Regions from separate parts of the Homo sapiens genome. Here regions 1 and 2 are each linked to region 3. A link is a contact called in ENCODE Hi-C or POLR2A ChIA-PET data. All regions are on one chromosome and are shown on one strand. The core of a region is the stretch at or near the end of the contact, and the rest is flanking DNA. Distances in the headings are between cores, read along the strand shown.

Evidence for each region. A loop is a pair of places that touch in the nucleus more often than their neighbours do. ChIA-PET counts read pairs that join two places held with the same protein, here RNA polymerase II (POLR2A). Pooled maps may share reads with other maps.
Region 1: a pooled map shows a loop between it and region 3 (2.7-fold over the local background). The contact joins the promoter of CASS4 here to the enhancer-like site in region 3. A Hi-C loop is called at or near these places in 3 of 168 maps with a recorded cell type or tissue (left lung, mammary epithelial cell and naive thymus-derived CD4-positive, alpha-beta T cell) and 8 of 50 pooled maps. POLR2A ChIA-PET finds 5 or more read pairs at or near these places in 10 of 52 experiments (AG04449, Caco-2, H1 and 6 more).
Region 2: a loop to region 3 is called in a map with no recorded cell type, with 2.7 times the contacts of the local background. The contact joins the promoter of LINC01716 here to the enhancer-like site in region 3. A Hi-C loop is called at or near these places in 1 of 168 maps with a recorded cell type or tissue (posterior vena cava), 1 of 37 single-sample maps with no recorded cell type and 1 of 50 pooled maps. POLR2A ChIA-PET finds 5 or more read pairs at or near these places in 3 of 52 experiments (CD8-positive, alpha-beta memory T cell, Caco-2 and PC-9).

The regions. Positions count from the first base shown.
Region 1 is chr20:56,410,338-56,414,181 of GRCh38, reverse strand. CASS4 (Cas scaffold protein family member 4) reads right to left here and starts at 1,922. Exons shown (of 6, transcript NM_020356.4): 1 at 1,688-1,922. The coding sequence starts at 1,723.
Region 2 is chr20:56,576,135-56,580,088 of GRCh38, reverse strand. LINC01716 (long intergenic non-protein coding RNA 1716) reads right to left here and starts at 2,526. Exons shown (of 6, transcript NR_136537.1): 1 at 2,477-2,526; 2 at 2,139-2,347; 3 at 536-698.
Region 3 is chr20:56,481,424-56,485,712 of GRCh38, reverse strand. It overlaps RTF2 (replication termination factor 2), which reads right to left. Exons shown (of 9, transcript NM_016407.5): 5 at 1,524-1,602. Among named protein-coding and RNA genes, the nearest start is that of RTF2, 15 kb to the right of the region's middle. Within about 2 kb of position 1,557, at least 5 of the 41 ENCODE cell types and tissues checked have a DNase peak (open chromatin) inside an H3K27ac peak, as active enhancers do.

The sequences.
Region 1 (3,844 bases), core at 673-3,172, 72 kb after region 3:
ACTGAATAGTAGAATGGCATTATTAAATCAACGTGAATTAGACTGAATAGTAGAAAGGCATTATTAAATAAATGTGAAATGTTCTTGGGTATGATGATATGTAGATATTCTTCTACGTTCTGTAGATGAATGTCCTTGTTCTTAGGAGACACATAATGAAGTTTAGGGGTGGAGCGTCATTGTATTGGCCATTTATTTTCAAAGAGTTTAACAACAACAATAAAAATGAAGTGTGTTCCAGTGTCTAAATATACACAAATAAATGCACACAAATATGACAAAGTACCAGAAACCAATGATCTAGGTGAAGGATATGCAGGGATTTACTGAATAACCCCCACGCTTCCCATATTTTTCCAATGGTTTGAAATTTTTCAAAGTAAGTAGTTGGGGACAAAATTCTAGGGTAGCTAAGATATTTACATATAATCTATACAAGAGAGACTGTCATGGGTTACTCAGTCACAAATTCCACTAGTGACTTTTTTTTTTTTTTTTTTTTTTTTTTTGAGACAGAGTCTTGCTCTGTCACCCAGGCCGGAATGCAGTGGTATAATCTCAGCTCACTGCAACCTCTGCCTCCCAGGCTCAAGCGATTCTTGTGCCTCAGCCTCCCGAGTAGCTGGGATCACGGGCATGCGCCACCACGCTCAGCTAATTGTTGTATTTTTGGTAGATATGGGGTTTTTTCATGTTGATCAGGCTGGTCTCAAACTCCTGGCCTCAAGTGATCCACCTGCCTTGGCCTCCCAAAGTGCTGGGATTACAGGTGTGAGCCACCGCAGACAGCCACACTAGTCACTTTTATTATAATGAAAAATAAGCATTGATTTTTATAAGCAAGCTCCCCATTTACTGCTTGTTTCATTTCTTTTTTCCTGTTCTACTTAAAATTTAAAAAGGGCATAGCAAGATGAAAACACAACCTTGAGCTTCACTTTCTTTATGTCTGGGTAAATTTTTTTTTAATATGGTAGCCATTTTAACTTTTCTTTTCTTTTTTTTTTTTTTAAGATGGGGTCTCGCTATGTTGCCCAGGCTGGACTCAAACTTCTGGGCTGAATTAATCTTCTCACCTCAGCCTCTCCGGTAGCTGGAGTACAGGTATGTACCACCGTGCCTGGCTTCTTTCACCTTTCTAAATAGTGAATCTTTTTTGATTCATGACAGGCATGAAGTCTGTCTGAAAGCTCCAGCTTTGCTCACATAATGCACAAGTTAACATGAAAATAACATGTAAGTGCCCACTGTGGGCTCAGCACGGGAGGCTGCAGGCAAGGGTCTGGGCTCTGCTGTTGGGAGGTGAGCACAGAAACCAAATAGGACAGTTAGAGTGGCACTGAGTGTCTTTGGGGTCCAGAGAAAGAAGGAATTAGCGGGGGCTGAGGCAGACTCGCATCTTGCTTCAGGAGTTTGCTGGACGCAAAATGATGGACGGCGCTGTCAACCAAGTAAGCTGATTTCTACTACAAAGTCATTTTCACCCATCTTGGATGCAAACTGGTAAGGAGCTTTACAACACATCTATTTCCCACACTTAAACTTATGTTAAACTTTCCCATCTCCAACTCACACGTCACTGGTATTCAACCTTTATTAGAAAGTCACAACTAAAGCTGGTCAACACCCTTAATCATCACAGCTTGCTCCCCGCCAGAGCCCATTCAAACAGCCCCACATCACTCACCTTGGGCGCACAGTCCATGATGCCTGTTCCCTTCATGTCGGTGATGTGGAGCAGCTCCCCTGAGCTCTGCAGCTAGTATCTCCAGCTTCAGAGGCAGATTGTGCAATGTCACTGCATGCTTCTGGCTGGTTCTCAGAAACTGAATTCTATGGAGCTATCTGACAACACATGGGAAACGATCAAAAAGACTCTCCCAGCAGGCAAACTTTCTGGAAAGCACGATAAGAGTAAAATGAAAGCAGTGAAGCAGGGGAGGACCAGAAATACAAGCCACACTCACGTCTCAATGCCTGACGTCTCACTTTGTCTGTAAGTAGAGACTGTCACTCATTTGCTATGTGAAACCACAAAAGAAGAAGAAGAAGAAAAAAACACCACTCTTCTGCTTTATAGGGCGAAGTTCCTACTTCGAAGAGCTCAGTGTATGAACACACAGCATTCTTGTCCTTTGAACTCTGTGGAACAACTCCAACCGAACAGACCAAGCTCATTTCCCTGATGAGAGGCCACTAGGCCAAATTTCTGATAGCGGTCAGCATTTCTTCCTTCCTGCTCCCTAAAACTTGCCTTATGACAGCCAGGATAAAAGCAGTCAAACAGGCTGCCTTAAAGGACACAGTCTCCACTCTACCCACCCTGTCAGTTGTGCATTCACCCTGCTCGGAACCCCATGCTCATCTCCTGGTCTTTGCTCATGGTACCTAATGAATAACATCTTCTGGGTACTGGCTCTGCACTGAGGGCTATGCTGAGCCCCGCACCTGTATTCTCTCTCTTAAATCAAATAAACTTATCGTGTGTGTTGTACTTGAAACCCCTGCTAGCTCATGCAGTTTATCATCACTTGCCAACTCTTTTTACTTTTCCTAAATTCAGATCCAATCTCTAGAGAGGACCTACAGCATAGCAGACACTGAGCAAAATAAGTCTGCATTTTTTTTTTTTTTTGAGACGGAGTCTTTCTCTGTCACTCAGGTGGGAGCGCAGTGGCGCAATCTCGGCTCACTGCAACCTCCACCTCCCGGGTTCAAGTGATTCTCCTGCCTCAGCCTCCAGAGCAGCTGGGATTACAGGCACCCGCCACCACGCCTGGCTAATTTTTGTATTTTCAGTAGAGACAGGACTTCACCATGTTGGCCAGGCTGGTCTCAAACTCCTGACCTCAAGTGATCCACCCACCTCAGCCTCTCAAAATGCTGGGATTACAGGCGTGAGCCACAACGCCTGGCCCCGGCCTGCATTTTTATTTAGACAAAATGGTGCCCATTCTTCCAAGCCAGGCTCAAGTTCTATCCCCAACCAGCTGTGGGGGATAGCTTACCGCTATCTTCTTGTCAGACAGCATTTTTTAATTTTTTATTTTTAAATTTTCTTTTCTTTTACCACACCTCTGAGGCAAGTTCAACAGATAGCACTTAGCGTCTTGTCCTCTGGTTGTCCCATGTGTCGTCCCCACAAGTCTGGGCACCAGGATGTATTTACCCATTGAAGTAGCTGACTGATTTCTGGCTGAGACAGTCCACATTTTTAAATGTTATCATTGTTAGAAATTAACTTCAGGGCCAAGTAATTGGCATGCTGCAGGCGATAGCAGATAACAGGGAGGGAACAATGACCCCACGCAATGAACAGTTTGGTTCAAGGAGGAGATCCATAGAGATATTAAGATATAAATTATATTAATAATAATATATTAATATTATATTAAGATATAATTCAGGTACCATAAAATTCACCTTTATTTATTTATTTTTTTTGAGACGGAGTCTTGCTCTGTCACCAGGCTGGAGTGCAGTGGTGTAATCTCGGCTCACTGCAACCTCCACCTCCAGGTTTCAAGAGATTCTCCTGCCTCAGCCTCCCAAGTAGCTGGGATTATAGGTGCGTGCCACCATGCCCGGCTAATTTTTTTGTATTTTAGTAGAGACAGGGTTTCACCATGTTGGCCAGGATGGTCTTGATCTCCTGACCTCGTCATTCACCTGCCTTAGCCTCCCAAAGTGCTGGGATTATAGGTGTGAGCCACCGCACCTGGCCAATGCACCTTTTTGAAGTATACAATTCAGTGGTTTTTAGTACATTCAGAGTTGTGCAACCACCATTTCAAAAAGTAATCCTCTTTCAATTCCTGGACATTTACCCCATTAGCAGTTACTT
Region 2 (3,954 bases), core at 1,277-3,776, 93 kb before region 3:
GGGATGGGGGTGGCCACCCCAAATAACTGCAGTGATAACAATAATATAAATGAAACAAAATTAGGCGAGGCTGTGTTCAAAGTGAGAAGGAAAAGACCCTTATTTGGGCCCTAACCGTGCCAAGGTTCTGAAGCAGGAGCTTCGGCTGCTTGAATAAACCCTGTGGGTGCCCAGTGCCCACTGTCCTGAATCCTTCATTTCCCTTGCCAAAAAGCAATGCATGAGGGTCGTTGGTTCTCTCTAGAACACAGAGAAGTAAACTCTGAAGACGGCCCTCCTAAAGATCTGTCCTTTCTTACACCCTTTATTAACCCTCCTGAGAAGCTCAAATGTTCTTGTAATGCCACACGGGACCAGCTGTGAGCGCAGGGTCTGGAGGCCAGTGGAGACAGGGCAAGTCCTCACCCACCCCTCCCAGCCTTGCGCATGTCACGTCACCTCCCTGAGCCTCAGAGTCCTCATTTGCAAAATGGAAATAAACCTCCCTGCAAGGCTGCTGGGATGATGAAATGAGGTAAGGTTATAAAATACATACCTCTGTGGTCACACTATGAAAATGAGCACTTTGGTCAGAAGAAGCTCTTTGGACAGATGGCCACGACCTCAGACACACAGTTCCCCAGTAGGGAGCAGCTACTGAAAATTGCTGAGTGACCCTGGGCCGGGCCCCACCTCTTTCAGGATCTCAGCTTCCTCTCCTGTAAAGCAAAAAATTGCTGGGCGAGAGCTCCACTAAATTCCTGAAATTCTGTACACCTGGGACATGACCTGGAGCACACAGCCCCGCTCACAGGCTCTCTGGATGCCTGTTCATCAGCAGGAAGAAGGAGCTGGGCTTCCAAAGCACCATGGCTTCTGTCCTCACTGGCCGTTTCTGCATCTCATTCTGGGGTGCCTGCCTGGCACCTCCGGCCCTAACACTGTCCAGCCTTCCGCTGGAGCTAGAGCCTTGGGCTCACTGCTGACCTGGGGAGTGGAAGTCCTGCATTTTGAACAGAGCCTTGAGAATTCTTGCTTTCTTTCTTTTATTATTATTATTTTTTTGAGACGGGGTTTCGCTGTTGTTGCCCAGGCTGGAGTACAATGGCACAATCTCAGCTCACCACAACCTCCGCCTCCCGGGTTCAAGTGATTCTCCTGCCACAGCCTCCCAAGTAGCTGGGACTACAGGCATGCACCACTATGCCCAGCTAATTTTGTGTTTTTAGTAGACACGGGGCTTCTCCATGTTGGTCAGGCTGGTCTCAAACTCCCGACCGGTGATCCGCCTGCCTTGGCCTCCCAGAGTGCTGGGATTACAGGTGTGAGCCACTGTGCCTGGCCCGAGAAATCTTGCTTTCTACCTGCTTTTCTCTGAGCCTCAGTTTCTTCCTCCCTAAGATAAGGTGGTTAGACATTTACTTATTATAATTTTTTTTTTTTAATAGAAATGGAGGTCTCACCATGATGCCCAGACTGGTCTCAAACTCCTGGCCTCAAGCAATCCTCTCCCAAAGTGCTGGGATTACAAGTGTGAGCCACTGTACCCAGCCCCTATTTTTTTTGTTTGTTTGTTTGTTTGAAACGGAGTCTCACTCTGTCACCCAGGCTGGAGTGCAGTGGTGCGATCTCGGCTCACTGCAATCTCTGCCTCCCGGGTTCAAGCAATTCTCCTGCCTCAGCCTCTTGAGTAGCTGGGACTTCAGGCACACGCCGCCACACTCAGCTAATTTTTTTTTTTTTTTTTTTAGAGATGGGGTTTCACCATATTGCCCAGGCTGGTCTCAAACTCCTGAGCTCAGGCAACCTGCCCGCCTCGGCCTCCCAAAATGCTGGAATTACAGGCTTGAGCCACTGCGCCTGGCCTTTTATTTATTATTTTTTTGAGACAGAGTCTCACTCTGTCGCCAGGCTGGAGTGCAGTGGTGCGATCTCAGCTCACTACAACCTCCACCTCCTGGGTTCATGCCATTTTCCTGCCTCAGCCTCCCAAGTAGCTAGGATTACAGGTGCCCGCCACCATGCCTGGCTAATTTTTTGTATTTTTAGTAGAGACGGGGTTTCACCGTGTTAGCCAGGATGGTCTCGATCTCCTGACCTCGTGATCCGCCTGCCTCGGCCTCCCAAAGTGCTGGGATTACAGGCGTGAGCCACTGCACCTGGCTGACAGCTGCCATTTCTTACTGGGTCTTCACTGTGAGAGATGAGTGTGTTGCTGTCCCCATGAGTCGGATACAGAACCTGAATCCTCTTTGGTCATATGGCTGGGAGTGCAGGAACCGGGACTTGAACTCAGGCCTATAGACCCTGAACTTTGGTGGGAGGAGAGACCTGGGTCCAAATCCTGTCTCCACAAGTACACGGAGCCCTGGGAAAGCAAGATGGGAGATGTGCAGTCCTTAGGTTTGGCCACATGATGGCAAGCTGACCCCAGGCATGTGTTCCTAGGCCTTGCCATCAAAGAGGCACAAATGTGTGTTGACTCCCCAGCCCATACCTTATTTTCTCTCTCCAGTCCTGAATCTGGTTTTGCAGGGATTGCAATGATCTTTAAAATAAAATAAAATAAAATAAAATAAGATCAGGGATTATGTTAAAGTCTCTCGGGACTTCTCATCATATTGAGAATAAAATCAACAAATCCAGGTAAGACCTGGCCCCTGCACACCCTTCCTCCTCCACGTTCTTCCATCCTGCAGGCAGCCTGCCTGCTCCGGGACAACTGTGGGTGAGCAATGGCTCAGCTGGCTCAACTGATAAATTTGGAGGTTGGGCCCTGGGTGGTCCAGGGATTCTCCCATCCTGCCATCCTATAGTTCCATGATTTGGAGACTGAGAGTCTTGTGTATGCTGATAAAATTAACCGCTCCAGGCCAATAACATGAAACTTGAAGCTCTGGTTTGAGAGTGATTTCATTCGTTCATTCATTTATTCATCAAAGTCTTTTTTTTTTTTTTTGAGACTGAGTTTTGCTCTTGTCGCCCAGGCTGGAGTGCAATGGCGTGATCTTGGCTCACTGCAACCTCCGTCTCCTGGGTCCAAGCAATTCTCCTGCCTCAGCCTCCCAAGTAGCTGGGACTACAGGCATGCCCCACCATGCCCAGCTAATTTTTTTTTTTTTTTTGAGACGGAGTTTTGCTCTTGTTGCCCAGGCTGGAGTGCAATGGCGCAATCTCGGCTTACTGCAACCTCCGCCTCCCAGGTTCAAGCGATTTTCCTGCCTCAGCCTCCTGAGTAGCTGGGACTACAGGCATGTGCCACTACGCCTGGCTAATTTTGTATTTTTAGTGGAGATGGGATTTCTCCATGTTAGTCAGGCTGGTCTCGAACTCCTGACCTCAGGTGATCTGCCCACCTCAGCCTCCTAAAGTGTTGGGATTACAGGCGTGAGCCACCCCGCCTGGCCTAATTTTTGCATTTTTAGTAGAGATGGGGTTTCACTATGTTGGCCAGGCTGGTCTTGAACTCCTGACCTCAGGTGATTCACCTGCCTAGGCCTCCCAAAGTTCTGGGATTACAGGCGTGAGCCACCACGCCCAGCCATTTATTCATCAAATATTGATCTATCTCCTCCTCTGTGCCCAGCACTTGGGATACCATTAATAGTGGTGCAGAAAGATGTCAAGAGGAGGTCACAGCCACACTCCAGCTCCAGCCGTGTCCTCAGGCCACCCCAAATAACTGTAGTGATAACAATAACATAAATGAAACAAAATTAGGCAAGGCTGTGTTCAAACTTCAGGAGATGGGTTATGATTTAATTTTTGAAAGGCAGAAGCCAATTCTGTAATCTATCATTGGAATAACTGACCACTCATAGAAGAAGGAGGAGGAAGAAGGAGGAGTAGGAGGAGGAGGAGGGCAAGGGGAAGGGGCAGGGGAAGAGGAAGGGAGGAAGAGGACGACGCCAGGTGTGAGCCACCACCCAGCACTTTGAGAGGCTGAGGTGGGTGGATCACTTGAGGTCTGGGGGT
Region 3 (4,289 bases), core at 308-2,807:
CAAATGTTTTATTTGAATTTCTTTTCTTAAAAGAAAGCTTAATAAGACAGACTCCTCATTCTATGAAGGCTTTATTCATAGTCACCCCAAACTGGACATAACTCACCGCCCCCACTGACCTCTTCCCCACTCACCTCTGCCTGCCTCCGGGCCTAGGTAACGGGAGCCACCCAGTCCTCCTCCACGTCTAGGATTTTTAGAACAAAATTAATGCACATCCCATCCGGCTTACAGCTGCCTTCTGGCTTCCTGCTGCTCTTCGAATAACATCCATAAGCCCCAGTGTGGCCCCCAGGCCTTGCATGAGATGACCCCTGCCTAACTCTTTAATCTCATCTACTCCCCTCACCAGCCCTCCACTCTCACACTTTCTGTTCACTGAACTCGCAAAGTCCTCTGTCACTTCTGAGCTTTTGCACATGCTGTTCCTGCTGCCGAAGAGGCTGCTACTCAGGCTGTGCACAGCTGGCTCCCTCGTGCCCTTCGGGTCTCAGCTCAAACCTCCAGATATGCCTCTGCCGACCACCACTACGCCAGCCTCTCTCCCTCCATCACATGGCCTCATGTGTTTCCTTCCTAGCATCGGTCACAATCGATTCTGCCTTGCTCATCTACTTGAGGGTCTCTCTCTCCAATCAGAATGTGGGATGCAGGAGGGCAAGGGCCTTCATGGATCTTATTCAGTATGCTTTCCCACAGATCAGTGCCTAGAAGAGACGATGGCCCCTAACCATCACTCAGTGAAAGCTGCTGGCTTTCACAACAGGGAGCAACAACACAGTGGGGAGGGGAATGAAATACAAACAGGGTTGATACAGGAAAATACAGTCAGAAGCTGCCGGCATCCATGACGTTAAATGAAGCAGCACGCTTTCGATGGGCCAGCAGTACACCCAAGACACACACACATTCTGGCTTCAGCAGCAGCAGCGCCATTAAAGCAAAGCATCAGTATTTCCTCCACGTGAGCTGAGGCTAGCTCTCATGTCTAGTTACTCGCCACCCATGCGAGCATTTACTGAGGGCACGCTACGTGCTCTGGAGAGAATATGCCCTGCGGATAAAGAGATGAACAAGCCTTGTTTCCTACCCTCAAAAACTAAGTCCGGTGGGGAAGCAGACACATACATACGCAATTACATTACGATGGGAGGAGTGAGAAAACAAGGTGCTTGGGGAATGTGGAAGGAGGTTTAGCACCAGGGAGTCACGGAAGAAGTAAGAACTATGGAATGGGGGCTCATGGGGGAGCAGGCCCTCCAGGACAGCAGGTCTGCTAGAGGAAACTGAGGCAGCAGCACATTCAGGAAACAGCCCTCGTGTGGTCTGACCTGGACTGGCAGGCAGTGGTCAGGTGACAAGAGGCCAGTGGATTCTGCACTTCCAGCAACCAAGAGCCATGGAAGCAGAAAAGCAACTTATGAGAGCTGATTTCAGAAAGAACAAATGGAGGGAAAGGACCCTAAACCATCTGATTTCCTCAGCTACAGAGAAGGAACAAATGGTACATGTCAGGAACTCACCGTGTGGCAAACTTCCGCTTTTATCTCTTTCAAGGCTCGCTCAGAAAACACACAGCCGCAGCACCGAAGGAAGCAGAACCTGGAGAAATAACCCAGTGGGGGAAGGACTGTATTAATCACATGATCAATTCACATTTATTCGGTTGATACAAAGGCCAAGAACCACAAAGATTAAAATAGTTACATTTTACTCTATTAAAAAAATCAGTACGTTCTCATAGAAAAGGGGCAGGAAAAAAAGAAATAAATCAGTTATATCCAAAATAAAAAAAAGATCAAAACTGAAACCACAAACATCAAAAGTCAAAAGAACAGGAACTCAGGGAGGAAATATTTTCAATAAATATAAGATTCAGAGCTTATTTTATGAATATTCAAAAAGGTCTTATACAGCAATAGTCAACACTATAATAGAAAAATGGCCAAAGAGGACTAACATGCAGTTCGTACAAAAAATATATAAAGACCAAAGGATTCTTAACCTCAAATGCTAAAAGAAATGCCTTTTGAAACCAGGACACATCATTTTTTACCTATCGGGCAGTAATTCAGGAGATTGGGGCTGGGCACAGTGGCTCACACTTGTAAATTCCAGTGCTTTGGGAGGTCAAAATGGGAGGATCACTTGAGGCCAGGAGTCTGAGATTAGCCTGGGCAACATACTGAGAACCTATCTCTAAAAAAAAATCTTTTTAAAAACTTAGCCAAGTGTGATGGTGGGTCCCTGCAGTCCCAGCTACTAGGGAGGCTGAGGTGGGAGGATGGCCTGAGCTATGATAGCGCCACTGCACTCCAGCCTAGGTAACTGGGACAGATTCTGTCGCTTGTCGCTTTAAAAAAAAAAAAAAGAGATTGAAAGTATCCAATTGGAAACTGAGGATACAGGCACATTTGTTGTCAGGTGGATACAACACAGTACAATACTTTAGGAAGATAATTTGGCAGTATCAAGTAAAGTGTGACTTTTAAGAGTTTCTTCTTACAGAAACATGCCCACAAGTGTGCAAATGTACAAATGTGTGCTCAGGAAGTTGTGTAGTATAGCAAGGTAAAAAGGAAAGGAAGGAGGCCACCTACATGTTCCTCAGTAGGGAAATGGTCAAATAAATTATAAACACCCAAACGGCTATTAAAAAGAAGGTAAATCTGTATTCAAGGTTGTGAAAATATGTCCAAGGTGGACAGAACAGAAAGAAAAAAAGAGGTTATTAAATACATATAATGTGACCCCATGAGAGTTTGGGAAGAATACGTGTCGATTTCTACGTCTATATGCAGAGGCGTGGAGAAGCGTGGATATGGGTGTGTGGTGTGGGGGAGGGAGCATTAAACATCAAACAACGAATAATGCCTCCACCGCGGCTGGAGAGCAGCATAAAGCACTTTCATATTTCACTTTAGGCATTCCTTGAAAAATGCCAAAGGACAAATTTTCTCTAATTTCCCAGGGATTATAGCAGACGCAGATTGGCCTAACCAAAATCCAGTTCATAACACTGCACTAAATTCACTGAATGTTGTTTAGAATTTTTAAAATCCTATTTTATAGATACTTACAAATTATTAGGAAGCTATTTTTCTTTTTACAAAGGCCCAATGTTTTTATTACACTAACAGTTTATTTCCATTTTTCTATATATTTAAATCTTTATTATACAAACTTTACTAAATACAGCTGGCCCTCTATATCCTCTATATCCATGCGTTCCGCATCTATCAATTCAACCAAACCGGATCAAAAATATTTGGGAGGAAAAATGAATGCATTTATATTGAACATGCACAGACTTTTTTGTCATTATTCCTTAAACAATACAGTATAACAACTATTTACACAGCATTTATATTGTATTAGGTATCATATGTAATCCTGAGTTGATTTAAAGTATACAGGAGGATGTGTGTAGGTTATATGCAAATACTGTACCATTTTATATCAGAGACCTGAGCATCCATGGATTTTGGTATCCACAGGGGGTCTTGGAACCAATCTCCCACACATATCAAGGGATGACCATACACAAACTAATCCAATCATCAATTTCAAGTGTGGAGGCTCTTATCAATAACAGATGGACAAAGTCAAAATAAGCAAAGCTCAATTCACTGGGTAAGAGAAAAAGGAGAAGAGACTGACCAGCAAACCAAAGGAGAAACAACAGGGGAAGCCACAATCAGAGCAACAGGCTGCAGGGGACTCCTACTCGAGACCCCATTGTGGAGCTCGTTTCTGCTAAGTTCCTCTTCTGGGGTGAGCTAGTTTTCTTAAAAGCAAGTGGGAAGCCAAACACGAAAGGTTACATATTGTATGATTCTATGCATATGAAATATCCAGAAGAGGTAAATCCATTGAGACAGAAACAGACTGGCAATGGGGAGTACCTATGTAATGGGCAGAGGATTTTCCTTTTGGGGTGATAAAAATGTTCTGGAACCAGATAGAGGTGGTGACCGTACAACACTGTGAATGTACTAAATGCCACTGAAACATACACTTTAAAATGGCCAATTTTATGTGACTTTCACCTGAAATACAAACATATACATACGTGTGTGTATATGTGTGTGTATATATATATGCAAACACACACACATACACACACATATACAGAAGTGGGACATGGTTAGGTAAATGAGTCTGGTTCCCCAGAATATGTCTTACTTGACCCCAATGGTGGTTTAAAAGAGAGCCCTAAGCGGTTTAAATTCAGATTATTTGAAGAAGAGTGTAATATTTAAAAGCAAAAGGTCCTTGGACCCTAAACT